Regions from separate parts of the Homo sapiens genome. Here all the other regions are linked to region 2. The links are chromatin loops, found by intact Hi-C in ENCODE. Cell type or tissue: heart right ventricle. All regions are shown on one strand.

What was found. Peaks named below come from ENCODE experiments on the same cell type or tissue, not always from the same donor. Only the 100,000 strongest peaks of a DNase experiment are listed, where the experiment ranks them.
Region 1: a loop joins it to region 2, with 3 times the contacts of the local background. A loop is called at or near these places in 3 of 110 quality-filtered maps.
Region 3: it touches region 2 in a loop (3-fold over the local background); 8 of 110 quality-filtered maps call a loop at or near these places.
Region 4: it touches region 2 in a loop (3-fold over the local background); 2 of 110 quality-filtered maps call a loop at or near these places.

Annotation. Positions count from the first base shown.
Region 1 is chr18:55,981,854-55,989,853 of GRCh38, forward strand. No RefSeq gene overlaps it. Among named protein-coding and RNA genes, the nearest start is that of LINC03092, 10 kb to the right of the region's middle. In heart right ventricle, no CTCF peak of the experiment used is centred here; no DNase peak of the experiment used is centred here; H3K4me3 peaks cover 389 bases; H3K27ac peaks cover 5,932 bases.
Region 2 is chr18:55,229,979-55,237,978 of GRCh38, forward strand. TCF4 (transcription factor 4) reads right to left here. Exons shown (of 20, transcript NM_001083962.2): 16 at 4,570-4,705; 17 at 2,531-2,693. Among named protein-coding and RNA genes, the nearest start is that of LINC01929, 110 kb to the left of the region's middle. RefSeq lists an enhancer at 4,680-4,974. In heart right ventricle, a CTCF peak has its summit at 4,841 (motif pointing right); DNase peaks (open chromatin) are centred at 4,613 and 4,833; H3K27ac peaks cover 7,591 bases.
Region 3 is chr18:55,501,961-55,509,960 of GRCh38, forward strand. All of the region lies in intron 3 of TCF4 (transcription factor 4), which reads right to left. Among named protein-coding and RNA genes, the nearest start is that of MIR4529, 27 kb to the left of the region's middle. RefSeq lists an enhancer at 7,588-8,000. In heart right ventricle, no CTCF peak of the experiment used is centred here; no DNase peak of the experiment used is centred here; H3K4me3 peaks cover 1,310 bases; H3K27ac peaks cover 5,599 bases.
Region 4 is chr18:56,386,031-56,394,030 of GRCh38, forward strand. No RefSeq gene overlaps it. Among named protein-coding and RNA genes, the nearest start is that of LINC03069, 200 kb to the left of the region's middle. In heart right ventricle, a CTCF peak has its summit at 3,351; no DNase peak of the experiment used is centred here.

The DNA of each region.
Region 1 (8,000 bases), 750 kb after region 2:
ATGGGGAGTAACTGCCAGGAGATTCATCTGTGACTGGCGAGATAGGGGTGGGTTCCTGGAAGAGAAGGGATTCAAAGAGATGTTATCTCTTTCAATGAAACACCAGAAAAGTGGTGTCATTGTTATGACAAAAACTTAAAATTGAGGCACAGAAAAATAAGGCACCTTTTTCAAGCCTTTTCATCAGGGCAGTATAAGAACCGCTTTCACTTTTAGTTCTCAGTCGCTAAGACTATGAGTCCTTTCGTTTTTCCTTGTTACTTAAGCCCAAGAGTATATAGCACTTATTCTTTTGTCTTTACATAATGTTTTTGGAAATAAATAACAGTTGATTATATTTGGCAAGCAGTACTTCTTACCATATTTTGATATAATAACTTTTTTCAGTTTGCTTTGGAAATTGACAATTATGACGACATTGAATAGAGGTTAGAGGTGACGTGAATCATCAGGGTAACCTAGATATTTACATGAATGCTGGTTTTGATGAAGCATAAAACTCTTCTTTGACATACACATTATCTCAGTTGTGAACATGAGGACCACATTGCTGTGGAAATGCTGACAACACCTCTCAATCTGCTTGCCAAAAAAAAAAAAGCATTAAAAAAATCAATGTGTATCAGATGTGTTTAAAAGGTATATAGATACCTCATTTTAAAAGAGATCTATATATGTGCTAGAAAAGACATTACACATAAAATATATTCTGTGGAGTACATTCATAGTGGTTGTAGCTCTCCATTTAAAAATCATAACATTGCAAAGATTGACTACAAAACTTAGAAAGATTTGCCTTCCAACTACAAAGTAATGAGAAACCAAACACACAAAACAAGCACAAAAGGAGTGATTATTTAATCTTTTCTTTCCTAGCTATTCAGCAGGATATCTGAGAGGAACTTCCATGTGCAAGGTGAATTAATTATGACTAGGAACTCTAAAATATATATATGTATAACACAAATATATGTTTACATATGTATGTATATCTACATATACATTTCTACATATACATATGTGTATATACACACATGGCAAGTATGGTCTTCTTTTAGGAGCTAGAAAAATCTACTGGGGAAATGAGATTAATGCATAGAGCAAAAGTAAAGAATTCAAAAGAAGATATAACTGTAAATTGCAGCTCCATGTCTCTCAGCATTCTGGGTCACCCTTCCCTTTTGTATCTTAACACCACTTAGAATTCCTCCAAGAGGAGGAGGAAAAGAAACTTCTTTCAGGCAATCCACATTCCTGAATTCCTTGTGCCTGGTCTTTATTCCTTCCTGTGATGCTATATTTTCTACACTAACTGCCCCTGCCCCTCCTAACCTCATGAGTCATTCCCAGGGTATCAAATGATAGCTATCTGCAGGTCTCTCTCACTCTCTGCTTCTCCCACTCTTCCGTCCTTTCCCTGTGCTAATGCCGTTCTCTAGCTGAGCAAGAGCTTATTCCCTTGCTATCTGGGTATTCATCCTAGGGAAGGTCACCAAAAACTCGGCCCCAGTCAGATCCTGACCTGCTGCCACTATTTGGAAGTTTGTTTTTCCTTCTTTATTGGTGGGAGTTCTTCCCTCCACCTCTTCTTTTTCATCCTTTCTTTCAATATTCTCTAAAGTTCTGTCTCCTAGTACATGAGGTGGTGATCCGGGGAGGCTGAACAGCCTGTTATTTCATTATGCAGAACAATTGTCTGCATCATAAAACCAGTCTCAGCTGCTTCCATTCCAGACAAGCCCCTGTGTCCCAGCTTTGTTTAATTAAAATAGTCCATTGAAGTATTTTCCCAACAGTGGAATCCACCCTTAAGAGGAATTTTGCTACTTCCCCTGAGCACAGAAACAGCATTTTTCTTAGTGTTATATAAATAACAGTATTGTAATAGACTGTAGGAGTAATACAATAATAGTAGCACATTGTGTTGCTAGGGAAAAAAATTGTCTGAACATAGAGTTGGAGTAAGGTGGAAATGAGTTGAATGGGTAGGTAGAATTCATATGGCAGGAAGCGTTGAAGGCCAGGCAAGAGTGTTTTATTTGGGAGTGGCAATTTTGGGAGGTACTGGTGGGTTTTGAAGTAACTTTTCCTGGGAAAAATATTAGGCAGATATATTTGAGATTTAATCTTACTGTATATAGTCTTGTATCTTTTTTTCTAGTTAATATTGTTTTATAAGCACTTCACTATATCTTATATGAATGTTCTTAAAAACATGATTATTCTGTGGTGTGCTAGAAATAGCGTGCACTAGTTAACAAGAGCCAGTTGTGTTCGTGGCTCTTCAAATCCACATTGAATGACTTTACTTTGATTGGTAGCTTGAAATTGACCATGGTGGGAGTATTTACACCATGAAAGTTCTTCTACCGGTACCATGCTGTTTTGGTTACTGTAGTTCTGAAGTATAGTTTGAAGTTGGGTAGCATGATACCTCCAGCTTTGTTCTTTTTGCTTCAGATTGCCTTGGCTATTTGGATTCATTTTTGGTTCCATATGAATTTTTAAATAGTTTTTTCTAGTTCTTTGAAGAATGCCAGTGGTAGTTTAATGAGAATAGCATTGAATCTATAAATTGCTTTGGACAGTATGGCCATTTTCACAATATTGATTCTTCCTATCTATGAGCATGGAATGTTTTTCCATTTGTTTGTGTCATCTCTATTTCTTTGAGCAGTGGTTTGTAGTTCTCCTTGTAGACTGGGTAAAGAAAATGTGGTACATACACACCATGGAATACTATGCAGCTGTAAAAAAGAATGAGGTTAAGTCCTTCACAGGGACATGGATGGAGGTACAGGCCCATTATCCTTAGCAAACTAACCCAAGAAACCAGTAAAACCCAGAAAACCAAATACCGTATGTTCTCACTTGTAAGTGAGAGCTAAATGATGAGAACATATGGACCTAAAGAGGGAAACAGCACACACTGGGGCCTACCAGAGGGTGGATGGTGGGAGGAAGGAGAGGATCAGGAAAAATAACTAATGGATACTAGGCTTAATACCTGGGTGATAAAATAATCTGTACAACAAACCCCCATGACACACATTTAGCTATGTAAGAAACCCGAAGTCCTGCACATGTACTCCTGAACTTAAAAGTTAAAAAAAGAATTATTAAGAGTTGATTATCAAGAATCAGGATGATATTGCTTTAGACATAAGATTCTTACCATAACAAGCAGGATTCTTCTGCTTGGATAAAATACAGCAACATACTTATTTTGGGAGCTGAGACATTGTTTATGTACTAGACTGTGAGTTCCTCTAGAACACAGATCACATCTTAATGATGTATTCTTTTTGTGCCCTCCTGTCCCTACTACCCAGTGTAGTGTCTGAAAGATGATAAAATGTTTATTAAATGAATCAATGAGTGAGTAAATTAATGACTGTTATGATCCTTGAATAGGTTATACAAACTAAAATGATACTGCTTTGCAGCACCTCTGCAGATGCATCTGGAGGCAGAGTTCTCACTAAAACCTTTCCAAGAGCTGTTTCAATTATCCCTTCAAGCTTTACTTAAATAATAATTGTTGAATAAAGTAAGAGGCTCGGTGCACCTTTTTCCTAAAAAACAAACAAACAAAAAAACCAATTTAACTGGTAAAAAAAATACAGAGCAATCATTTAAAATGTCTGTCTGAAAATTGTCCTAAGGGCAGAAAGATTAATTTTAAAAAATCTACTAAATCTCAGTAAAAGCTGTGACAGTCTATGGCATCTGAGCTATGATCCAGTCCATTACCTCCACCTTAGCTCAATGTTACAGAAGCTTTGCCCTAGGCATAAACAGCCAAGTAGACAGGGGTTCCTTCTCCCTCCATCTCCAAGTCTGGGCTATGGTTTGATTCAGGAAAGGACAGGCTGTTGGCATTTCTCTCCCTCCAGCCTCACATGTAGAAGCTTGATTCCAAGTAGGTGCACCCAAGACAGCTAGCTTTCCTGATTTCAAAACTTACTACAATGCTACAGTAATCAAGACAGCACCACATTTCATAGGAATAGACATATAGATGAATGCAATAGGAATTGTGAGTTCAGAAATAAACCCTTATATTTCTGATGAATTGATTTTTGACAAAAGTGCCAAGAAAATTCAGTGTGGAGAGAACAGTTTTTTTTTTTTCATCAAATGATTCAGCAAGTACTGAATAACCACAAGCAAAGGAATGAAGTTGACCCCTAACTCACATTATTAAAAAATTCATTTAAAATGCATTACCAACCTAAATGTAAGAGTTAAAACTATAAAAATTTTACAAGAAAACATAAGGCATAATTCTCTGTGATTTTAATTTAGACACAACTCCAAAAATACAAGGAAGAAAAGATGAAATAGAGTGAACATCACAAAAGTTAAAAACATTTGTGCTGCAAATGATACCAGCAAGAAAGTAAAAGAATGGTGCACAGAATGGGGGAAAATATTTACAAAACACATGGGATAAAGGACTTGTATCTAGAATATGTAAAGGACTCTTACCACTTATTAATAAAAAGTTCAAAATCCAATTTAAAAATGGGCAAAGGATTTGAATGAAAATGTATCCAAAGAAGACACACAAATGATCTATAAGCATATGAGTATATGCTCAACATCATTACTCATTAGGGAAATGCAAATCAAAACCGCAATGAGATCCCATCTCACACCCACTGATGGCTAAAGTTAAAAAAGGGCTCTAGTTTCTGGATGTTCGTAATGGAAATGAGCACCCTGCAATCTGGGGCTGATTTTGAGAATGTTCTTTTGGGACAGTTTAATATGAAGGTAGAGATGTGAAGTGAACATAGCAGAAAGCAGCCAGATGAGATGGAGATTCTAAACCTTCTTCTGGAATGCCCAGCATGTCTGAGTCAAAAGACTTTTGGATGACTTGAAGGATACTGGACCCTGACAGTGGCCCCAGCACTGAGAGTGGAGAGTCGCCCAGTTGATGCTTGGACCTATGACTAATGGAGAAAGGACAGTACACATTGGGGCATCTGTAACAAATGGTTTGTAGACCACTAACAAATTAGATGTTTGTAGAAGTAGCAAATACAACATGTGATTGAGGATTAAATAGACTCTTCCACAGGTCAGTGAGGAATCAGTGAAAATGAAATCTCCATGGAATGGTAGCTATAGGCAATTCCAAGGAAGAACGATGGACTCTCATCACAGAATTCTCTATTATTAAAACAACTGGGTAATATCTTAAAACATTACCTAATTTATTTTCATCCTGTTAATTTCTACTGCCCAATGGCCTTTCACATTTGAGACTGAGGCACGCATCCCTTAGGTGGGAGGAAGTGTCCATGGCCAACTGAATATCATGAAGATAATCAAGATTTTGCTTTCAAAAGAAACCTTTATAAAGTGAGTATGTAGAGACAAAGATCAATAAAATTCTGCTTTTCAATTTCAAGAGCCAGATACTTAAGAAGAAAAAAGGTGTCCTGGGTTCAAAAATGTTGTCATGTAAAAAGTCAAACTTGTGAGTACTCAGAACATAGATTATGTATCACATTGAATTTTCTCAAATTTTTTTTCTTGCAATTGTTGACATGGCCATATAATTTTCTCTTTTATTCAGTGTTGAGGTGAATTATATTAATTGATTTTTGAATGTTAAAAAAACCCTTTACATTTCTGGGATACATTCAATATAGTCATGATACATTATCCATCTTATATTTTGCATTAAAGAGACTTGTCTGTAATTTTACTGTATTATAATATCCTTGTCAGGTTTTAGTATCCAAGTTATACTAGCCTCAAAGTGAGCTGAAAAAAATGCTATTTGTTTTTCCATACTGTAGAAGAGTTTCTAGAACTATGATATTACATCTTTGTGAATGCTTAGAGGTGTTGACCAGTGAAGCCATGCGGACCTGAAATTTTCTTTGCAAGGAGATTTTAAATTATGGATTTTTTTTTTTTTTGGTTTGACTTTTCTATTTCCTCGTTTTCAATTTTGGTGAGTTGTAATTTTCAGTAAATTTTTATTACTTTATTTTACTTTATTTGAATTTAATTTTAAATTCTTTTCCTAAATTATTGAGTGTGAGGGACGTCATTGGTTTTCAGGTTTCTCATTTTCTAATGTATACATTTTAAGGCTATAAATTTCCCTCTAAACATGGCATTACCTGCATGTCACAAGTTTTTGAGATGTGCCATATTAATGATATTTCAGTTTGATTTTTATTTTTTCTTCTTTGACTTACTCATATTCAAAATGTTATTGCTTAATTTCTAAACATTTTGGAAATTTTCTAGTTATTGTCCTACTTTTTCCTTCTAGCTGAATTCTACTGTGGTCATAGAACACACTCTGTCTGATGAAGGGAATAAAGATCTCTGCTCTGGAGCCAATTAAACTCCTCAGATAGGACACACCTAAACCCAAATGAGAAAGGACAAGTGAAGACATAAAAAGGCACAAAATCCCAAGAGCTATTCCCCCATTCCCTGGGACAGCACCCCCACCCCCACTCAATCCAGTCCTGCTCTTCTAGATATCCTTAGATAAGTGCTTGGGGAGCGAGGATAAAAAGAACAAAAATATCATCAACCCCATTCTGTCCTACACGGATGCATTAACTTCTTACTTTCAAAAAATGAATATTATTAGCAATACATCTATATGTTTCTGCTGTCTCATTCGCTGTTTACCAAATCTATTTGCCCTCTCTGGTCCTGTTTCTTCCACAAGGACAAGGTGAGTGACATAGTATATAGGGCCATCACTCATAAGATAACTTCTCCTTTTTTAAGGGGCTTGTGACAGAGCACAACCACCCTGTGCTGAAATGTATGCAGTCCATAGACCAGGTGCTACACAGCGTATAAAAAGTGAAAGAGTCCTGTGATCCAAGAGTGTTTTTTTGATCCTGGATACACTTCTGCTATGGCAACAACCCTAAAGACATGGCTTAAGGCTAATCCTGGGCTGTGATCTCATACTTTTTTCCATGTTTTATTTATAAACATTTCAGGAAGACAGTTGACGACAGGGTCATGTGCAGGAGGAAGACTGTTGTGCAAGCAGACTCAGAAACAGGAAAGACTAATTAAAGTTCAGTAGCCTTTCCCAGGTGTATGTTTTCTGGACCTCAGGCATAAAAAGCTGGACCAGTTGCCTCCTTTTCCCAAAGAAATCAAGGAAAAATAAATGTGCCAATGACATCTACAAGGCTTACTAGAAGCAGAAAAAAAGACAAACTTTCTCTGATAGGGTCATGTAGAAAACCAACCTAAACAAGAATCACTAGTATAAGGGCACTTTTTAACCCAACTAATATGGAAAATTGTATAGCTTTTTTGATACTGTATATCATAAATTTGAAATATATATTTTTAAATGCCTTGAGTTCAACTCAGTTTTTTAGTTACTTCCATTTAAATAATTTTGGAACTTTTACATAATTTTATGTAACAGCCTCATAAAAATTCCCAATTTTGAGATATCTGATTATATCTTAACCAGCAGCCTACAGTTACACTGTTATATAATGATCCTTTCAATTCTACAGATAATGCGTTATCTGTAGATAATACATTATATTCTTTGTTAGTTTAAAAATAAGCTAGCAAAATGTTTAAAAATGCAAAGAAAAAAATCACACAATCTTTTTTATATCCTTTAAAAAATAAAACCATATTTTATATAGTTGCCATCATACTGTAATTGTAATTGTGTCTTTTTTCACTTAGCATTATGTAATAAACATTTCCTTAATGCCATAATGTTTTATAATTATCATTCCAATAATTCTATAATATTTCATCTAATAGAAATCATCTAAGTGAATAATTTTTATATTACTAGACATTATTTTATAGTTTTAAAATAAACAGTGCACTAATGAATATTTTAAATAAATACCTTTAGATTATTTTTTAACAAGAAATTCCCACAAGTAGAGTTGTTGGGTCAAAAGGCATGGATATAACTCTTGACACACATGGCGAAAAATTTTGGTGATAGATAGCCAACATCA
Region 2 (8,000 bases):
CAAAAAATAAAAAAAAATTAGCTGGGCACAGTGATGCACACCTGCGGTCTCAGCTACTCAGGAGGCTGAGGTGGGAGGCTCACTTGAATCTAGGAGGTGGAGGCTACAGTGAGATGTGATCAGGCCACTGCACTCCAGCCTGGGCAACACAGCCAGACTCTGTCTCTTACAAAAAAAAAAAAAAAAAAAAGCCAAAAGGTAATTTCTAATTGTGAAAACCAAAATATTCCATGATTCATAACAAATGCATGGCCGGGCCCAGAATAGTCTGAAAAGATAAGATCGGTTCTGTCCATTTCTGAGTGTTACAGTGACAAATTAGAAACTTTTGAATGGAAGGCAAAGAGGATGATGAGCCACCTGGAAAGCATATCATATGAGGAAGTCGTCACAGCAGCAGGGTTCAAATATTCCAAGGGCTGTCATGTAAAAAAGAGAAGTGTGCACGACGTCTTGTCTCAAGAAGGCAGAGCAGCACGTGCTATAAAGCTCTGAATGACTATTGTGAATAAACATGAGTGAGGACTTTTGGGGGGCTTATGAGAGACACAGAAAATGAAACAAACTTCACTGAACATCAGTAGACTCCCCATCACAAGAAACTCCATGGAAGTGACTAACAATTAACCTAAAGGGTAATTTCACACATTGGAAATGTTCACAGAATAAAGATGATTAATCACAACATTTCGGAGTTGGAAGATGTGGGAAATTATCTACTCAATTAAATGTATATTTAATGAATGCTGGTTTAAAATATATGACTCTGATGTTCCATTTTGGAGAATCTCTGGGTAACTTCCAAGTGGCAATAAGGACCAATTACACTTGAGAAGCTCCAATCAATCAAAAGTGGGAGTGGTATTCTTCGGTTGCAAGTATACGTTACACATAAAGATAATGCACGTAAGTCAAGAACACTTGGGTGAAGGAGAAAAGTTAGGGGCAAGGAGGATGACACCACAGAAGGATGCTGTAAGACCAGGCTCCTCTCTCTCCATAGCGTAAGCGCCTTTCCAGATGGCACTGTCTGCCACAGGTGTGTATGGTAAACATGGAAGTCAACTGAGTCCACTGGAAAAGGCCCTCTTTCTCTGCCTTCTGCGGATCCCTCCTCTGCCCTCACCCCCAACTGCTGCCAGTGCCAAGGAAATCAGTAATGATTAATTCACTCCTATATTCTACTATGCAAATAGGCTGTAAAAAGCAAATGAAAACAGTCTCTGCCAGGCCTGTCCGGAAGCTGAGCATTTGGGTGATATTTTTATACATCCAACAAATGCTACACCTTACACAAAGGAGACTGGAAAATAGGAACTTTTCTTCCAAAGATTTTCAGGCTAACGACCAATTAGAATTGGTTATTCACTTACAAATAAACTAGTTATGCAAATAAAACTGCCTAGATTTGAAAAAGCACTGCCTTATAATACAGTTTTGGAGGCATACATAAGTAAATGTCATAAGAGTGACCTTTTTAAATAAGAAGGTTCTCAACAGCGAATGAAAATGTTGTTCCAAAACTTCAAAGAATCCATTAACATGCATAAGTTTGGCCACAATAAGTTAAATTACCAAGAACTGACTGGTCTAACACAGAAGCTGCTAAAGGTATGAAATCCCCTCCTTGGGATTTCTTGCCAAAGTGGCCAAGAATCAGAAAAAGACAACAAGGAAGGAAAGGGGTTATCTAGAAGTATTCGGCATTTTTAAACTTGTGGCAAGACACGGAATTTATCTCAATAATTACAACAGCAACATAAAGAGGCAGCATGTTCTTAATTCACAAAAGATTCCAGATAGAACCTTGAGAACCACAGCCTTTAGAAGGAAAGCTGTAGTCTTAGGACAATTGGTTGAATTTGTGAATAAAAACAACCTCAGGGAATTGAGGCAAAGTACACGGGTGTTGGTATTCAAAAACCATCTGATTACCAGATTAAAGTTCAAGGAGATATAGATTTGAATTTAAAGATAGCAGATATTTAAGAAAACCAGACAGAAGCTATTTTCCTGCAGTTGTGTTTTCTGTAGAAAAGAGTGTCCAGGAAGAAAAACCATAAACAATTAAGGTATTACTCTTATATACATCAGCATGTTTAGGATAAATCTAGGAAATTATTTTCTTACTTTAGAGGTAAGAAAAGAGTTATAGTTGGCACATACATCAGTTGAGTTTTTAACATGGCTACAATCTCTTTTTAGAAATATTATAGACACAACATTTCTGACCAAATTTGTAGAATAAGTATAGTTTTACAAATAAACTGTACTTGAATCAGAGACAAATTTTTTCACTGTGTGTCATTAGCATTGGGTCCAGATTCATAAATGCCAAAACAGTTTAGGCTCCAATAGAGTACAGGTATCTGAAACGATACTTTTAGTACTTCTAGAGTAGGCCTTTAATTTTCTTTTCAGCTGTAAATTTACCTGCCAGGAAAAAACTGAATAGTTTCTTCCCGTTCTGTTCACTTCATCAAAGTCCAATAAAGGAATTAAATGAAGCGACAGTATTATATACTGTTACCTAGATCTTGACCTAGTAATTGATTTGATATCCTTCTTGTCGTCATCTAATTTCTTGTCCTCCGAAGATTTCGTGTCTTGCAGGTTCTCATCACCCTCGTCATCGGATTTGATCTCAGAGCTGCCAGAGGAGACACTCTGCCCCTGTAGTCCTGGTGGCATGCCTGCCGAAAAAGAGAAATCAGGTGACATGTACACCACAATCTCACTGCCTGCACACCAGATTGCAAGGCTGCCAGCAGACAATTCATACTGCTGAACTGTGATCCTTCTGTCACTTTTTTTTCCCCCTGCTATCTGTTGAAGTTTCAAAAAATGCACCTGCAGAAACAAGTTTTCCCTGCATTGGCTCTAAGGTTAAATTCTATTTTGCAATCTTTTGGAGTAGATGGTAATTTCACTGTCTACAAAACATCAACTTAATTGCAATGAAAATCATAATCATGAAAATCACACAGCCAATGTTCTGATTAAGAACCCAAGTAAATATCAGCTATTATATTGAGTTTCTTCCATATGCAATGATTTAATAGAAAAATGTCCTTAAAATATAATTCCCAGGGAGTATGCTAAATATGTGCAGTCAAGACTTCAATAGGTACCCTAATGATATTCTGAAATTAGGCTTCTCTTATTCTCAAGAAGTAATCAGCATTTTAAAATGGTACATATGGAAGGCAGTTTGCTACTCATTTTAGAAATTTCTAGCTTTATCATTGCTCAACTTTCCAAGTCACACTGCATTTTAAAACACGACCCTAATGTAGTAATTTTTTTAAAGGTAGAAGCATATCTGTCAAGTATTCCTCTTTATTTGTAATCTGTGTATTCTAGAACCTTGCCACTCAAACTTTGGTCCATGCGGCCTCATCATCTGTGAGCCCATTAGAAATGGACAATCCCAGACCTACAGAAGTGGAATCTGCATTTTAACAAGATGCTCAGGTTGTGCTTATGTGCAGTTTGAGAAGCACAGGTTTAGGACAAAGAGGGCAAAATCCAAAGCCTCCTGATAAGAAAGGTCCTGGCCAGTTGTGGTGGTTCACACCTGTAATCCCAGCACTTCGGGAGGCTGAGGCGGGTGCATCACTTGAGGTCAGGAATTCAAGACCAGCCTGGCTAATGTGGTGAAACCCTGTCTCTACTAAAAATACGAAAAATAGCCAGGCATGGTGATGCATGTCTGTAATCCTAGCTACCCCCTGGGAGGCTGAGGCAGGAGAATCGCTTGAACCTGGGAGGTGGAGGTTGCAGTGAGCTGAGATCGCACCACTGTACTCCAGCCTGGGCGACAGAGTGAGGCTCTGTCAAAAAAAAAAAAAAAAAAAGTCCATAAAATGATTATTATTCATAAAAAATGGGCAGACATACCCATACATATAATTGACACTCAGATCTGTACAATGTTGAACAGCTGAAAAAATGCCCACATGTATTCCTGTGGCAATGTTATCATTTTTATATTAAATGTGAAGGGACTGAGAAGATGTTATCTAAGCGACTCCTAGTCAGCTGGCCAGCAATAGCCCAACTTCCTGGGGTCATGAAAAGCCGCTCGTAATCACCGGTATGAGGCAATCATTAGAGGGCTAGATGACTCAAGAGCGAAAATCATGCAACCAAGCTCCATTTTTTAAATGCACCTATATTTCCTTCCATCTTAAACAACAAAAACAATTTCCTTCCTTCCTATTCATTTGGAAATATCATTTTCAGGCCACAACTAACCACATTAGAGGACCTGAATGAGAAAAATGTGGAAATAGCTAAAATAAAATTTCCTCTCATCAGTCTGTGGCCTCATTCCCTGCTGATATAGGACCAGGATTTCAGAGGATGTTTGAGGAAAACAGTCCCTGGAGAAACACAATTAGCGGGCGAAGTTCTAAATACTTTGCCATTTCCTTACCATTTTTGTGCCCAATTTGATTCCTGGGTTTCTGCCAGTGCTTCTTGAGGGATGAACACCAAGAGGCTGGGTATCAACACTGGTCCTATTGTGAAAGTGAGGTCAGAAGTGCCCTGGTGAGGCCAACCTACCTCTGTAAGGGTCCTGGGGTGGGTTCAGGTCAGGGGAAGTCGCAGACTGGACAGGAAGCTGTGGAACCGGAACCTGGTTTGGCAGAAGAGAATGGCTGCCTCTCAGGGCCACGCCATCTTCACGATGGGTCCCCACCTGAAAGGGCGAGAGGAACCAGAGAGGTGAGCAGGAACCGGAGGTGCGACAGCTATTTCCAGAGGCCAAGAGGACCTGATGAAGGCTGGCTTTTCAAAAACCATACTCCCAAACGCGTTTCACTAGAGGGCGCTGAAGGACCGCACATGCACCTATAGTTCCCGGCGAAAACACTTAACACTCAGTAAGATGCCGTGCTGTACATTCAGTGACAAATATGGCAGAGTAGCTCAGGCAGGTAAAACGTCAAATTGCCTCCCAGGGTGCTGCAGTGGAGCGCACTGATTCGTACCCATCTGTCTTCTATCATGTCCGCCAACAGATCTGACAATTATCTTAATGCCCATATGCTTAATTGTGAGCTTCTCAATTCCCCCATTGCTATCGGAAATCCTACAGGAATTTCAATTTGGCATTCGACTTTCATTTCAGGGGATAAGATTCTCAGGCCTGCCATTTTTTTTTTTCCATAATGCCAGCTAAGCCTCTGACAGCGGAAGCTACAGCAGTATGGGACACAGCCTCTGCTTGGTACAAATATAATAAAATGTCACCTGGCTTTCCAAAACTGGCAGCCCATTCCAAATTAATGTTTACTGTATTTCATCAGCTGCTGAGTTCCAAATCCAAAGGGGGATGGTTTCTGCCAATGCCACCACACCGGAAAATGTACCAATAAAGGTTTTATTAAACACACCAGTAATGCCATCATTGCCATGCAAGGAAGGATGTTTGGACATTTTTCCATTTTTTTCCTCACTATTCTGACCCTAGAAAGACACCATATTGTAAATACTCTTTATGCTTCCAAGAATAAAATTATAGAGTACAGCATGATTACTTCATTAAAAAAATACTGCTGAGCTTTTTATTAACTACTACTATCGACTCTGGGGTCCAGAGACATTGAACTTGTGGCACTGAGACAGCAACTGCCTACTTCATAGCACATGCCTTCAAGCGAAAACATGAAGCATTTGTCAACTAAGAGGACAATCAGTAGTTCACATTTTCTTTTCTATTTCCAAGTATTTTCTTAGCCTATGGTTAAGTGAGCATTTACACAGGACGGTGGGTCTAAAACACAAAAAATTAACCATACATTTATACTGCTATGAATCAGGTTTATTTTTTTTTCCAGTCAAAAATATGAAACCAGAAAGGAGAATCATCACTCTTGTGTTACCAATATATTTTAAAAGGGTATTTCCAAAGAATGCATCAACAATAAGTATCTGAACCAACAACAAATTCACAGGACCTAATAAGCACATGCTATTTAAAGGCAGCCATGTATTAAGTATCACCTATAATATTTTGCTTTTTACTGAAAATATATTTAAGTAATTGATCCTGAAGTATGCCATTTTTATATTCATGTGTGCATGTGTGTGTGTGTGTGTGTGTGTGTATGCACTCCAACTTTTTTTTAAATTTTGGGTGGAGATGATCACATAAATCATATTAATTGTTTGGATTCAAAATACAGCAAGAATAAGACAACACTTGAGGCTTATGAGCCTCAGGAAGTATAAATGAATGTTTCAGCAGAGAGATGTAGGAAGTCCAGCACTGCTCCCCGGTGCCTGTGTCGCAACACAGAACTTTCTGAATGGTGGTTATTTGGCCTCTGTGGGGTGCTTCAAATGTACTGAGACTGATATCTCCCAAAGAAGCCCATTCCATTTTTACCACAAATTGGCCTCTTTGTAGATTTCACTCACTGATTCTAGTTTCAGCTTCTAGAGCTCTGTGGCGTTAAGTACAAACCTTTTTTTTTTTTTAAACATATTCAACCCTGTTGCCTGCCACACCACTCCTTTCCTCTGTGACTGAAGTCTGCTCTCTTATAGGCAGACCACGCCCACCTGCTCCAGCAACCATTTGTAACTCACTCTCTTATATATTTTAATTTTTATTCAGAAGCATGATAGCTATTTTCCATTGAGGTTTTGATTTGCTATTTTTATATTCATGCATTAGAAAACGGATTCAATCAATGATTATCCTTTCAATCTAAGATGTCAACTTGTAAGCATGAATTTTTACAGGCCTTGATCAAATGGTGGCTCTTTATGTCTGTCAATCAATATAAACCTAAATAATTCTTCGTGCTGATTCATATTTATTTGTATTCCCAATGGATCTAATTTCTTGAATTTCTACAAAGGATGACTCTAAGTCAAAATCACTGAAGGTAACCACAGATTTGAGCATAGAGGAGAAGTGTACTCCTATTTCAGAATCATTAACACTCTCAAGATTTCTTTGCAAGCATCTGTGACATAACTTAAGAGTAATGTTTTGCTTTTTACTTAAAATATATTCAGTTACTGCTCCTGAAATTTTTTCCCTCTAGATCACATTGAGGTAAGTTCTCAAAAGAGAAAAAGAGAACCCATGCAATCGTACATGACAACTGGTATGTAATAGGTACATAATAACTGCAGACAGAATCATGTGTTTTGACTGAAAATACTTGCATGTTATATAGAAATAATAGCCTGTGTAGTTCAAGAACCCCCTCAAAACTCAAGCTATCTTCAGTTACGGTGATCTTTGTCTCTATTTTGTTAAAATCCATTTAATTTTAAATCTTTCCCCTATACAATGACTGTAAACTCTTAAATATTATAAATATATCTGAGGATATAGTTGTTCCAACTACATTTTTGTTTGGATTTTAGGCCCATATGTTACCTAACTCCATCTATTTTCTATAGATCATCTTAAATAATATCAATCATTTTCCATAAAGAATGTTAGAGACAAAGTTGTTCTGACTTTTTTTTTTTTTTTTTTTGGAGACAGAGTCTTGCTCTGTCACCCAGGCTGGAGTGCAGGGGTGCAATCTCCGTTCACTGCAACCTCTGCCTCCCAGGTTCAAGCAATTCTCCTGTTTCAGCCTCCCAAGTAACTGGAATTACAGGCGCCCACCACCACGCCGGCTAATTTGTCGTGATGTTTTAAGACTCCCCTTGTGTCTATTCCAGGTCATGTGAATGCCCTCTGATAGGTCCAGAGCCATGTAATAATGAGCTTGATTCTCCAGGATAGGATCAACTCCATTGCCTGTGGCTGTGGAAGAGTATTCCAATTTGAATAATTGGCTTGGCTTTGCTTGTTTCCTTGGCCACAGATGGCATATTCTAACCCTGTTTTCTTCTCTTTCAGAAACATTATTTCTGGTCACATAAGAGACAAGGGAAGAAACACAGTGGACTGTCGGCACAAATCCATCGCTAGAATAACACAGAAATAGATGGAGAAACTCACACTGTTCTCTGTATATACA
Region 3 (8,000 bases), 270 kb after region 2:
AGCAACTCAGAAGTAACATTTTACAGGCTGTAACAATGGAAGGAGAATATTTGTTCTAAATTAATTGTTTCTCTCAGCAATTCTCATATGAATTTGCAATCCCCTAAGTGAAAAACACTAACCAAGGTAGATATACTAACTATGACAGGTTTTCTCTCTCTTTTATGCCTTTCTAACCTGGAATTTCCAGGAATGCATGACGATGAAAAGTTTCTATTTCTGATATCCACCACATTGTTGTGGTCATTTTTCTTCATTACAGAGAAAAGGAGTAGGTGTTACAACCCCTTATGGTCTGAAATCTAAAGTCACTGAATTCTGGTTTTCACTAAATTTAGATATCTAAAGTCACTCTATTTAGAGATCCAAAGACCAATAAACCTTTGCTCACTGCAGTTTCATATGAGAGGTCCTTTTGGTCATCTCATCTAGATTGTTCCTCACTGCTACCTTGAAAATATTTGTATTCTCATGACATTTAAAGGACAATGCAGCATAGTAAAGGAAAACTTGGATGAGAAGCTTACATCATCCTTGGTAACTACATAACAAAGCAGCTCAATAAACAAGATCATACAAATCTAATACACCCAAGTCACAATTTATTCTTCTGTTGCTATTTTGGGATGCCTTTTAAAGTGGGGATTACAAAGCTAGACAATATAGGGGCACATAAGTGTAAAACTCTGACTTTGAAACTGCAACCGATGTCAATATAAAATTACTATTTTATTGAGGTATCTCTCATGCTCTTCACAAAGGAGAACTGATTTTCACACAAGTTAAGGAAAGGAACTTATATTCAAGTTACATACAAGTTAAGGAATTAGCTAATTCATTTTTCTAAAACTATTCTTAATAGACAGGAAAATTTCACAGCATAAGAGGTTTCAAGCAGGATATGTAAAATGAATATTAACTTCATCTTAATCGACGACTTAAAGTAGGTATCCTGAGATATTCAACCTTACAGTGGAATACTTTGATTCCATGGTAACACTTCAATTTCTAAAATATCTACAGTTGACACTTGGTATGTGCCACCTCCTTACCAATGGATATGAATTACTTTTGATTTATCCTTATTCATTCTAAATGTCTCTTTTTGGAACTGCCTTAGTTACTAGTGCAACATTAGTATAACTTTGAGAATCCTCATGCAAGGTTATTTTAACAGGATACACCGCTAAAATAAAAGTGATCCTCACCAACAAAACAAAATAATTTAGTTATTTGTGTCAAACTTTGAAGGTCTATAGAAACAATGCAGTGGATATCAGAAATAAAAACATTCTATCATCATGCATTCCTGAAAATTCGAAGTTAGAAAGCCGAAAATTCGAAGTTAGAAAGCCATAAATTCAGTCTAGATTCTCCATATTTTGGGCATCATCAATTTCATCATCATCATCATCATCATCACTAGCCATCTTCTACACTTATGAACAGAATTTTCACATATTATTTCATTCATTCTCAAAAGCAACCTAAGAGGAAGGCCAAACAGGCATACTCCTCCTCATAGAATAGATGAATAAACTGAGCCCAAGAGGGTAAACAGAGATTCTACTGACAGCATCCAGATCTCTGACAGAAGTCCTTGTGTTATCCACGAATAAGTACCTAACTCTGACTCATAACTTCCAACAATACCTAGAAAAATAACCAGCTCAAGAACCGCAATTTTCAGGTCAAAGTACAGAATTTTTGTTATTCCTAACACATTCTTGGGGAACTCCGTTTCTTTAGGCAATATGGCCCTGTAGACTTAACAACATACAGGAGGGAGCAGAGATTGGCACAGTCAACTTTTCTTTGAAATCTATTCTAATGGCCGGGCACTGTGGCTCATACCTGTAATCCCAGCACTTTGGGAGGCCGAGGTGGACGGATCACTTGAGGCCAGGAATTCGAGACCAGCCTGGCCAACGTGATGAAACTCCATCTCTACTAAAAATATAAAAATTAGCCAGGTGTGGTGGCACATGCCTGTAGTCCCGCTACTGAGGAGGCTGAGGCACAAGAATCGCTTGAACCCAGGAGGCAGAAGTTGCAGTGAGACCGATCCACCTCACTCCAGCCTGGGCAACAGACTCTGTCTCAAAAAACAAACAAAAAAAGGAATCTATTCTAATTGCCCTAATGTACTCCTATCTCTGCTGCTCTCATATGTATTCGTTCTGCAACACTTACTGATCATCTATCAGGTAGCAAGGACATTGTCAACAATATAAGTCTGAATCCATAAATGCTGCTCCCATGAACTCTACAAAAAGATAAGAAACGTATACATGGGAGAAAAGAGAACTCACATCTGTTGAGCATCTATGAAGACTAAACCATTTCCCAGCTCCTTCCTTGAATGCTCACAACAGTTACATGAAGATGAAAACTGAAGAGTGCTAGTTACCAGTAACTTTTGTGGCACTAGGCTCTCCTATGAAAATTAGAAATCCTACTAATATTTGAGTAAAACTAGCTAAACATTTCAATCACTAAAGTTATCACATGCTAATAAGTATAGACACTGTAATTCTTCAATGCTTTAGAGAAAAATATGATTATACCATTAACAATTTAATCTTTTCCTAGTCATTTTAATCTGCCAAGGCTTTGATTTAGAAACAAAATAGAGGAGGCAAATCACTGTATTGCCGAACATTGGTATCAATACCAAAAATAAACTGAGGCACACATACAAAAACTGACAGAGCTATAACATTCTCGCTCATGCATATTCGCTGCCCCTCTCTGCATCTGCCCCATACACAGTGTGCCCACACTGCCTCTAATTTGTGTTGTCTGTTGGCAAAATGGACTGTAGTACCAACTTTAAAAACCAATCGAAGTATTAAAACAAAACAGACAACCTCTCCCATATTTGGCAGAAAAACCGTAATTCAAATGTTCCAAGCCTCCCCCAAGAACAAGCAATTATAAGGTGCAGAAAGGCAATGGCTTTAAAACAACATGCTAATCCTAATATTAGTACCTTGAAAAAAGGAAAACTGCCAAGATGCTGGAATAGTGCCCAGTTATCCGTCTTACCTACAGCAATAAAACTGTCCTATAAATGTGAACAAGACAGTTAGGATACATTTTGGGGTTAGGTTATTGGCATTTTTTTCCACCTCACCATTCCCTAGGAGAATAAGCCTGACCTATGGAAGCAAAACACAGCAGATGGTAACTCAGCCCAGTACCAAGAGTACTTAGTCAATCCAAATAATTCACACAAAACTGAAGCAAGATGTTCAATGATTTATGGCGCTAATTTCACAAGAAAATTATGGAATCCTTCTCTTCAATAGAGCCACCTTTTTATTGTCATATGCTGGATAGCTAACTAAAGTGTCTAAAAAGCAATATATTATTATATTACTATCAACAATACATAATAATGACATAATCATTAATAACATAATAATTATTATAGCTAACACTTATGCTGGGTACTCATGTAAGTAATTTACAAGAAATAACTTATTTAGTCCTCAGTATGATTCTATGAAATAACTACCGCCACTGTACAGATAAGAAAACTGAGAAAAAATAGCAACCGGGCCGGGCGCGGTGGCTCACGCCTGTAATCCCAGCACTTTGGAAGGCCGAGGCGGGCGGATCACGAGGTCAGGAGATCGAGACCATCCCGGCTAAAACGGTGAAACCCCGTCTCTACTAAAAATACAAAAAATTAGCCGGGCGTAGTGGCGGGCGCCTGTAGTCCCAGCTACTTGGGGGGCTGAGGCAGGAGAATGGCGTGAACCCGGGAGGCGGAGCTTGCAGTGAGCCGAGATCCCGCCACTGCACTCCAGCCTGGGCCACAGAGCGAGACTCCGTCTCAAAAAAAAAAAAAAAAAAAAGCAACCAGAACAAATAACTATGACATGGAGAACCAACCTTCAAATCTGGGAAACATACACCCAGTCCATGTGCCTAACTAATCCAACAGTATAGGAGTGGGTTTAATCTAAAGATTACTGCAAAAATGAAAAATAAAATGTATTTGCAGGAAATAACACTAGACCTGGATTCAGCTGACCTGACTTGTTCACTGTGAAACCTCAACAGAGACACCTCTTTGAGAAATGGTTTCTTCATCTCTGAAATGGAGTGAATTCAAAGCTGGAAAGCTTGTGCTTCCAGTTTTAAAGATCAGATTCTAAGGATAAAGCCTAAATCTGAGTTTTGCTTAAAGACCAGAACACTTTTTATCATTGTTCTAGATCAAGAAATACTGATGACCTGCAGTGGAAATCAAACAGCAGCAGTTTCTCTCTGGTTCAATGATCCTCATCCCACGTGATTCTATCATAAAACTGTACTTCCTCTCTTTGCAGAGAGGATTAGGCTACTTACTAATAAGTGTAACTCCAATAAACCTAGGAGGACCTGAGGCTGCTACTTCCCAGTTCCCAAGTCAAGTCAGGCTTTTGATAATATATTTTATTTATACACACACATATATTCAGATGGAATCATCCAATCAGCTTCCTGATTCTAAAACTGCATTTTCTTTCTACAAAATGAACCCAAATGTCCAAAGGAAAACCATCAGCTAGGATAATACACACACATTAAAATGTCCACATGCAACACACACACACACACATATACATACCCCACACACAAAAATATTTCCACAAGCAAGCATGCATTCATTTATTTAAACATAATCACAGTACTCACTCTAAGAGAGGGATAGGTTTTAAGATCTCCAGCAGATGCCTGAAACCTCAGATAGCACAAAATTCTATATACGCTATGATTTTTCCTATGCATATATACCTATGATAAAGTTAGTTCATAAATCAGGCACAGTGAGAGACTGACAACAATAACTAAGAGTAACATAGAACAATTATAATATACTGCAACCTCAGCATATGATCTTTCTTTTTTTTTTCTTTTTTTTTTTTTGAGATGGAGGCTTGCTCTGTCACTGAGGCTGGAGTGCAGTGGCACAATCTTGGCTCACTGCAACCTCCGCCTCTCAGACTCAAGCAATTCTCCTGCCTCAGCCTCCCAAGTAGCTGGGATTACAGGCGTCCACCACCACGTCTGGCTAATTTTTGTATTTTTAGTAGAGATGGGGTTTCACCATGTTGGCCAGGCTGGTCTCGATCTCTTGACCTCAGGTGATCCGCCCGCCTTGGCCTCCCAAAGTGCTGGGATTACAGGCATGAGCCACCAGGCCTGGCCTTTTCTTAAGTGGGGAACTTTGCCCTTGTAACTTATAGGATGCACTTCATGGCTTTCTTTTGGCATATCTGAATTGCCAGATTCACTACTTTTGTGCTTTGGGGCCATAGTTAAGTCAAAAAAGGGTGACTAGAACCTGAGCACTGCCATAGTAACAGTCAATCTGAAAACCTAGAGGTGACTTATAGGCAGGGAGTGTCTGGAGTGTGAATCTGCTGGACAAAGTAAGGATTCATGTCCCGGATGAGATGGCAAAGGACAGTGCAGATTTCATCAAATGGCGAGCAATTTAGAACTTAGGAGTTATTTCTGGAATTTTCCATTTAATATTTTTGGACCACAGCTGATGGACAGTAACTAAAACTAGAGAAAATGAAACTACAGATAAGGGGGGCGGGGGGACTACTGTATTCTAATTATCTTTTTTGCCTACCTAGGGGTTCCATATTTTGATGCAGTTTAGTTGGATATCAGGCAACTACACATGGGTAGACAAAGAAATGAACACCTTTGCACCTGAACAGCAACAGCTAAGGGGACACACACAGAGGGAACCACTGAATTCTAACCTTGGCTGAAACTTAATTGGGTGTGGATTGGGGAGAAGATTTCTGGGTGTATTGTGTGTGCTGGGAGTAATCTATCAAGTATTGATTGGGTTCAAGTGTTGGTGCTGAGGAGTTACCCTCAGCTTCTCCATTCCCCTAAAAATTCTCTAGGCTGAAATAGCCTTTCTAGGCATTCACTCAAGTAAGGTGGAGAAACTGACCCATGTAACCGGGAAATGACTACAACCAGGAGGAGACACTGAGGCTAATGTGTTGCCTATAAAGTCTCATCCTCAAGTTGATGCTATCCAAGAACAAATAACAGAACCAGTGCGGGACAGGGAGGCTTCCTGACCAGAGGACCAGCAGCAGTGGAAAAAGGCAGCCGGGGAAATGTACCCCCAACACACACAATATACCCCAAAACTTTCTCCCACCCCCCACCAACAAAATGCCTCTGGCAAATAACACCTTATTATTTGATATGTGCAACTGCAAACTCATTTAAAGTAAAACTAGAAGCACCTTTAGAAAACTTTGCTGCTTTAAATTGATCTATAACCTACTCCAGGTCTACCCGCCCTTTCTTTTAACCAGGCTGCCATTCCTAAATTTTCCTCCGTTATAGCAATTCTACCACCACCACTTCTGAAAATGGGTTTTGAATGTTAATATTTTGTTGGATTTTCAAATGTAATGATTATTTCTAACAAGAACTGAGAAACTGCTCCATTATATTTCTCCTCTCTAAATTTGATCATGCTAATAGCTTAAAAATACTCACTGAGCAGTTACTATGGGCTGAACACTGTTCTCAATGTTAGATGCATTCACTCATTTAATTCCCATAGCCCAATGAAGCAGGGACTTGTATTATCCTCATTTTACAGAGAAATTAAATAACTGTGTTGCCCCAGGTTACAGGTAGTAAGTGGTCGAGCTGAGATTTAGAGCCAGAATCCATGCTTTCCAGCCCACCCTTCCCAGCTCACACTTGCTCTTTAATTATAAAATACCAGAAATCGGCACAGTAAACATTGTTGCTGTGCACCTCCTTTTATTCCTAGGAACACTTAATAACAAACTGCAAATAACAAAACCGCAATACACGCTAAATGCTACAAGGTTTCATTTCACCATCCCTGCAAGAAATTTGCTTACTTTTAGAAATTATGTGCTGACTTTAAAAAATCCAAACAAAATGTAAATCGTATTTTTATTAACTGTTAAACAGATTATCTGAAACATTAGAGTAAATCTCCTCTCAAAAATCATAGCAAGACTCCTGTATGTTATTAAATCTCTTTACATTTTAAACAGGAAAAATACTCCATTTCTGAGTCTAAGTTCCTAGCCCTTCAATAATCCACACTAAAAATCAGATTAATTGGAATTTAAATATATCTGTGTGTGTCTTATTTCTGTAAGTCCTTAAGGAACATTATTGTCCACTGTTATCCCCAAGTCTTGCGGACTTCGTAAAGGAGTACTAGACACAGGGCAGGTTTTTAAACCATTATATAAAAAAAAACTTTGATATAATCTAAGTTATTCTCTTCTCTGGTAAAACTGTAGCTACCTAAAAGCAAGTAGGTACAGCAACATAAAACACTCACACAGACAGACACACACACACACACACACAAACACTCAAACACCACCACCACATACTCAGTTAAGATGCTGGTAGTATCGCTACTTGTTTTTTCAGCTTTAATTCACTGTGTTGAAAACTACTCAGAAAATATTTGATGTCTCTCTTGACAGTACAGCATGTAGAGGCAGCCCCCAGAATTATAAACCAAATTGCGTTTAAAAAAGAATGGACTGTTGAAAGAATGATCCCCACTAAAAATACAGTTTAAAGGCAACTAAGGTCATCAAGAGTAAAATGGCTAGTGGCTTAATGTGACATCCAAAATGATTCCCCCAAATCTCATCCCCTTTATACTAAAACAATAGAGGGTTGCCTCTAATAAGTTAATATCATTCCTCAAAATCTTTATTGAGAAGCACCTTTAGACCCTCAAATCTGCCTCCCAGAGGAATTCCATCAATCCAGACATTACTGAAGTTCTGAGCCAAAAATAAAGGGAAAGGGGCGGGGGGAAATCACAGGAAGTTAAACTGTTAGGACTGCAGCCAGGGAAATTCCTTTGATAATCAAGCCCTACCTTCACCCTGAAGCGTAGCTTTCAAGAGTTGAAATAATAACTTTCTTTGGAATTCTTCATCCATGAAAATGCCTGG
Region 4 (8,000 bases), 1.2 Mb after region 2:
ACTCCAGCCTGGGCAAGAGAGAGAAAGATTCTGTCTCAAATAAAGAAAGGAAAGAAAAGAAAATCTAGGGTTTTTCTCTCTCTTCCTCCCATAAACCATGTTCATTAAAATAGCATTTTCTTATTAATGATTTTTAAATTTTGTTTGGCTGTAAAGTATTCTCCATTTTTGTGTGTGCCACCCTGAGAGAATGACACAATGACCTCAAGAACTATCTCAACTTCCTCAAAACTATGTTAATTTTTCTGCATTTCAGGTATTTTTCTTCCATCTATTTAGCACTTTAGTAGAGGGAGTTCATGGTTTCAGCAGGGAAGGTCGGAGAATCAAATGGATGGCTTCGGAGTGTGATCACACAAGATCATCAGTCATAATATCAAGGACCTATTATAGCTGACTCACAGAATTAAATTATTAGGAAGCCAGATCTTTGATACGTTATCCTTTCCACAGCAAGCTTAGCACTCCTTTTATTGATTCTTTCAACAAATAGTTATTGAGCATCTTCCATGTGTAAAACCTCTGCTTGGCACTTTGGGATGGGGAGTGAGCGAGGGGGGCGCAGAAGATCAAAACAAATAAGACACAGAGCCTGACACTTAAACGTTTACAATCTAGTAAGGGAAATAAGTCCAGCACATAAATATAATGAATAAAAAATGAGAGAGAGAGATAGATAGATAGAGAGAGAGATAGAGAGAGAGAGAGAGAGAGAGAGAGAATGGCTGTGGCATTTATGGAAAGGAAAGATGGCCTTCTGTAAAGCTGGGGTTGAGAATCAAATCTGTATTCTCTTCAAATATATAGATTTGAGCTCAACCTTAATATGTGGTTGCAACTTTGGTAAGCAGAGTTAGGAAGAGAAGAGAATTAATTTTATAAAGAAAATCCAACATTTTAAAAATAGCCTTATATGAGGAAAGGCAGGATCATGTCCAGCATTACAGAAAGTTTAAACTCAGAAGTCTCTTATTAACTCTCCACCACTTTGAAAACCACAGCTCTCTTAACACACCCAAAACTGTTATCTTGTGCATTAGTTGTGAGACTATCCACTTATTGGTTCCATCTGGGTATCTAAAATGAAATCAGAAGGCTCTAGACAGACTCTCTTCAGTTCTCTTCTGATTAGTGTTCCCCTGGGCTTTTCTTCCCAAAATAAAGTTAAGTGCATTTAAGTTTCTAGGATCTTCTTTACATCCTTTTGAAAATGCAGAGTAAATATTATGTTGGCTTCTTTCTGCAGTCAATTAATGTATCTTTCTTGCCAATGTCATAAATATAACTTTTTTCAGTTGATGCTTTTCTTATTGCATACATATGCTATTGATAATTACTTGTTTTTGAGTTCTTAACCATTTGTGCATGGAAATACATCTGAGGTTTAAATGTTAAGACTATTACATTACTAAATGCCTTATTTTATAAGTGAATAGGCCATCACAAGCCCTATTCCATGCATTAAAATTGTACTCACCAAAGGAATCCATCTACCATACTGAAATCCTAAAACAATCAGGCATTCTTGTAGGAAAGTTAATACAACAGCCTCTGTGCCTTCTCTGTAATCAATTTCCTACAGCTTCTGTATGATGGCAGCTTAGGAAATTTTCTGGTTTTACTTTCTATGTTTAGATAAAATAATGATGACTCAATTAAAGATGCCCAATCTTAAAAATGAATTGGAAGGAGGTCCTGTTTGGGCCTAGAATAAATGACTATGGCAGTCTTCTATGGAACTATGAGGGGCAAAGAGAGTAGGGAGGGGCAGAACAGGCAATGGGATGAATCACTGCACAGACATAAGGTTCCCCATATTAAAACACGCATGCTTGTCTCTGTCTCTTGTTATTGCAATGAAAGGCGGACTGTTTGTCTTGGTATATAGGTCAATCATGCATTCTCTACTAGATTCCCCTCCATGGAAAGTGGAGAATACAGTTGGTTTAAGTGTGAACATTGCTTTTTTAAAAAGGGCACTTGAGATTTCGAGCTTAATGAGCTGTTTCCTATAAATCTGGGGTTATGTTTGCAAGCATCTCCTCAGCTTCTTCTGTTGAGGTCCGTCAGCCCACAGAGCACTTGACTGGACAGCGGGATGGACAGTTTTCATCTGCCATCACCCCGGAATGAGTGGTCCAGTTGCCATGCACACCTGCTTGCCTTATAAAATGTGCTACAGTTACAGCTAAAACAAATTGCCCATAATAAAAATAACAATAATGATAATAGTAATAATAATTAACTTCTGCTCCATTCCAGGATCCCAACCTCTCACACCTTTAATGAGCCAATGTGCTCATTTCTTAAACCTAAATTGTATCAGGATATTTTTAGAAGTATGTTGCCTAACAGGTTTTAGTTGGGAGGCATTTTGCCTGTTTATTTGGCCTCATCTTTGTAACATTAGTACTCAGCTTAATGAATTAAGAGAAGCCAATGGATGAAGCCACAGGAAATAAACTCAAACCTCTTTAATTTAGATTTATTAGGAGATCTGAATGACCTTTCTTGAAATCTTAATTATAAAATACTAACTATATTATTTTTAGCTGTAATAAATTATTGCCAAATAAAGATCTTCTGACAATAAATACATATTTGTATTACACATAATTTTCCCATTAAGTTATTCAAATATAAGAATGATCCTAGAAGATTGTTACGTTATTATTCTTAAATAGGCTCAAGCCTGTGGTCAAACTAGTTGCCAGTGTTCATTTCCTTAGTGAACACTCAGGAAGGCATTTCCGTGAAGTACTTAATTACACGTGCTTGCTTGCCTTACTCTTAAAAAGAACGTCAGAATTATTTTGACCCAGCACCGTCCAACAGAAGTAGCCATATATGTCATTTTAAATTTTCCAATATCCACAATGGAAAATAAAAGAAACCAGTAAAATGGATTTTAATGATATGTTTTATCTAACCAACATTTTCAAAATATTGTTATTTCAATATATAATCTGTGTGAAAATTATTGAGATAGTTATGACTTTTTTGCTGTACTATGGCTTCAAAATGCAGTTTGCATTTGTCACTTACAGCACCTCTTAGTTTGGACCAGGCTCACATCAAGTGCTCAGGAGTCACTTGTAGCTAGCAGCTACTGAATGGGACAACACAGTTCAAAATAATTACAGTACTTATCATAGCTTTTCCTTCCAACTACTTATATATGTATTCCTAGCTTTGAACTTAAACTTCCGGAATTACTGTCCAACGAAACAAAACAGAGCCAAACTAAAAAAAAGGAAAACAAGGGAAGAAAGAAGATGTCTCTGGTCCAAATTTCTTAACGTGGCTTACAAAGAGTTTCAAGGCCTGGCCTCTGCCACCCTCTACAGCCTCATCGACACTCCTGCCAAACAGAAATTCTTCTCCTTCTCCAAATGCCCTGTGCTCCTGCCTCAGTCTTCGCTGTGTGAAAGACTATTTCCACTTCTGCCTTCCTGCTGGCTCCTCATTCTTCCAGTCTCAGCCTAGACACTCTTTCAGAACTGCCTGGACTCTGTATGTCGCTGAACCCGCCAATGGCCGCAGCATTTATACATTTTAGGGCTGCATGATTTTGGCTTTTTAAACCTTTCAAGTCTTCCTTTCTAGACTTCAAACTGCACAATGTCAAGAACCACATCATTTTTTAAAATTATTGCTTTCCAGTCCTTAGCACATTGCTTGACTCATTAAGAGTGCTTGCTAAATTTTGTTCAATGAATAATGAATGAACTGACAGGAGAGAAAAAATATGAACACTGAAACTCAAGACAATCGTCTCCTCTCCTATCCCCAGCCTCTCATTAGGTGATTGAGAAGTTGATTCCTGTGTCATGTGAGACACGATCTGGGGGTCCCAGCATCTCCTGATATATACCAGTTACCTGAACTGCTTGATGTAAACTGTATTCTGCTGATGGATAACCCTGCTTGATTCTGCAGCCTCCTAGTCATACACTGGTTAAGTGATTAATTCATTCTAGAGATAGACAAAAGGACATCTAAATTCAATGGATTATTAAACTCCTTGGGATTCTTTAGAAGGAAAGGGTTTATATCTATTCAACCCACTTTGCTTCCCGGAGATTTTTAAAATGTAATGCAATAAAAAGCAACACATCAAATTTGGGTTTTAGTTTTTTGTGGTTGAAGGCCCCCACTTTCTAGTCCCATGCCTATCTCATATCCACCAAAATTCTTCCCATTCTCCACTGCGTTAATCAAATCACTAAGTTTGCGATTTCCCCAAAGCATCCTATGCTTTTTATGTCTTTGCTCCTTGATTTTCCTCCTCCTAGAAGGATTTTCCTCAATACCATCTGTCAAATCCTTCATCCTCATTCAGTGCCAGCCAAAGACCACATCTGCTAAGAAATGTTTCTCTCATTTCCCAATTAAAGCTACTTTTTCCTCTTCCAAACTTCCCATTGTGCTTTATGCCACTAAGAGGCCAAAATCCCATTCTGATTTGTGTTATGTACTTGTCTCACTTTGTTATTTCCCTTGCCAGACTTTAAGTCCCTGGCAATGGCCATGATGTTTGCATTGTTGCATATCCTCATCCCACCTAGCATGATGTCTTACCCAGAATAGTTGCTCAACAAATATTTGCGGAAGAAAAAGATGCATCAAATTTCTCTTAAATCCAGAAAATAGAACTACATATTATTATAAAAGTCTTTGACAAGATTTTTCCAGCAGTCACCAGTGGCTAATCCTAAACCTAAACCTTAGGTCGAAAACAGCTTACAAAGTATCTGGCCATAATCCCAGTATACACAGACAGTTGTGTTTTCCAAAAGATGGATCTTTTCTTTTCATTCTTAACTGCTTTAATGTGCTCCGTAATAAAGATGTGGTTGTTTAAGCTCTGCATCTCAGTACTGCATGCTCTTGGATCAGATACAAAGCCCCTTTAGAACTCAGTTTTCTCATTTGTCAAATTAAAGGGTTGAACTAACTGATTTCTACTGTCCCTTTCAGATTATAAAAACCAATAATTTTTTTTGAGCACTCCTTTTTGGCCTAGGTTAAAATAGGATGGGTGGAGATAACTCAGTATTTCAGTAAAAATGCAATAACCAGAGAGGATAAAAAATAATGAGCATCCATATTCGCCATCAGTTTCAGGCATTCACAGACGCAAGCAGCAATCTCACTCATGAAATGTAGGCGTAAACGGTGTTCCTCTTTGGTATATATAGGCAAAGTTTTTACTTTAAACTATATGAGTACAATGCCAAGAATTTGAAGGTGGAAGAGATTCTGGGTTGGTTATCTTACACTATTCCTCTCAAGAGATGGTTTCCCAATGCATTAGGAGAATTCTTCCTTAATGCATCTCTCCATCATGGTATCTTCGTGAAAAGTCAGAGAGTAGAAAGAATGATAATGTACACAATAGGGCATTGCCAAAAGTTTAGAACCAAAATTTAAGTTTTGATTTATTTTCACAGTTATTTGGAGGGTGGGGGTAGAGGAGAAGTGCTGTACGGTCGCTGTTGGTTTTTTTAAACAAACCTAATCTGAATGCCCCTTGTTTGTGGCTGCATATTGTTTAATATTCACTATACACCTTCTGCAAACAATATGCAAGACAGGGCCCTTGCTCTTTTGGAACTCAGAGAGAATTCAGGGAGGAAAGGAGGAGATAGAATCTACATTATGTAAATAAAATAATCTCTAATGAAAACATTTTCCTTGAGGTGTGAACAAATGTATTAACTCCCAATTTTGTGATACAGCAATCAATTGCTTTCCAGCCCTAAAACCTACTGTTATAACAGCCTTAGAAAGACTTCTGGATTTGGGATTTAAGAATTTCTCTGCCCTTTCCTATACTTCACAGGACGGATTGCAAGCTCTTTCCCTAAGCCCCCTTCACAAGCAGCCCTGAATCAACAGTATGGGAGTCCAGGCATAAGACAGGCCCTTATTCTGCCCACTGAATTCACTTTTTTTTTTTTTTTTTTATCAGCAGGGATAACAAGAGTCTTTTTTCCTTCTTTCTCAACTCAGTCCCTGCTGGTCAAATATTGCTGATGTGTGGACCTTGTCAAAGCCTTTGGGAATTATCATTATTATCAGTCATGATGTTAATGGGCTGTCATCATTGGCTGAAGTTCTTATTCTAGATGCTTTGTTTACTCAGCTAACAAAAAGGCAGCTTGGAATTAAAAAAGGAAACGTGCCAAGCAATTAATCCATAACTTGGTTGGAATGCTTTGGGGACTTTCTAACATTTCTTTTATTGAATTTTTGTTTAAGTGCAGTATCCTTTTTTCCTCTGAAATTTCATTCTGGAGTTTTTTATTACATGCCATTTCTGCAGGAGGCACATTGAGCCATTGGGACCTTCTGGGTAAATATCACGTGTTTTAAAATATTTATCAATAATGAGGCTGCTTGCTCACACATTCCCTGAAAATGCCAGGCTATGAAGCCAATTCATTGCACAGGTTTTAAAAAGATATCAAAATGCTCATGCCATAAATATTTTTGTTACACGACACTTTTCAACTGCATACCAAGACAACAACCACAAAAATAATAATAATAATCCTTCAGTTAGAAGGATGAAAAAACAGCTAAACCTATAGACTATAAATACAGAAATTTTTTAAATGTTAGCAGTATAATAGACAGTGTGGAAATCTCTCTATGGAGAGATAGTTGAAGTCATTTATTAAGCATATATCCTAGTTACACTTCATAATTTTCTTAAGAGAGTACCAGTTCTATCCTTTGGTTGATTGATTGCCAAAACATATGAATCTGTCCTTAACTGATTGCACAAAAAAAAACTCACTGTATAATTTTTCCAGAGAACATTACCTTGGACTCGATGCTCTCTAAAGATTTATATCAAAAGCTTAATTGTAAAAAACAATATGCATAGATTTCCTGAAGAGTCTATATTCTATCCATTTCTCTGGATAGTCTAAATCTGTCCTTCATTCAAACTAAACAATTAGAAAACTGTATGCTTGAGTTGCGTTGATTTGCATCCTAAAATGCTTTTATTAAATTTTGCTTTGGCATTACGCCAAAGTTTGCTTTGAGGGGACAGACAGAACCGTTGAAGAAACAATGGAACAGTGGGACAATAGAACAATAATCACCCCTGTATTAAGCATATGTTTTGATGTTGAAGCTTGGTGTTGAAGATGTTATCTTCCCAGAACACTCGGTGTCCTCTTTTAGGTCTCAGAAAACTGTACTTCTCATCAACTGCTTTTTGTTGATGTTTTCTATCTTTGAGGGTTTTATTTTGTTTTAATCTTAGGAATACTCTGTCACTTTAAAGCGATCATCTTCCTTCTCTTAGATAATTTTTTTCTTTGCTTTGAATGTCAGAATGTTCAGAGCCCCAAAAATGTGGCTCGGTTCTCACAAGTATGCAAAGTGCACAACAAACGTGGATGTTGTACTAACTCTTACTTGATTTTATTTTTGTTTTCAGATGTTTCCTTTCCCCTGATATTCCTATTTATTTATATTGATATTTTTATAAGTCATCTTACTTGTGTTTTTCTTAGCCATCTCAAATCAGTTTTAGGAGCAAGATGGACTATAAACCAATCTATGACATTGATCTTATAGTAGAACCAGACATGCTATAGACCCAGTGATTTAGTAAAAATTGGAACAAAGAAGATAATTAACATCCAAACATTAGAATATAAGGTAATAAGATGGGCCCTGGGGCCTACCATCACCCATCCCTCAGTCTAAAGGCTTAAAAGGCATAAGCCTGAAGCTCTAGGCTTATCCCACATGGTCGGAGTCTCAGAGACCACAGACTTCAAGTGCATGTCCATGACAAACCAGGAAGGCAGAGCATGGCAGGGAGGGAAGAAAGCATCCTGAATACCTGCATTTACTTTTGTGACTCCTAATCTCACATATGTCCTTTGTACTGCTTCTTTGCTGGTTCAGAGGTAAATCAAGCTGAAAGCAAACTGCAATCTGAGTCCTTTCTCTCTGCTCTCACTCAGCCCCTA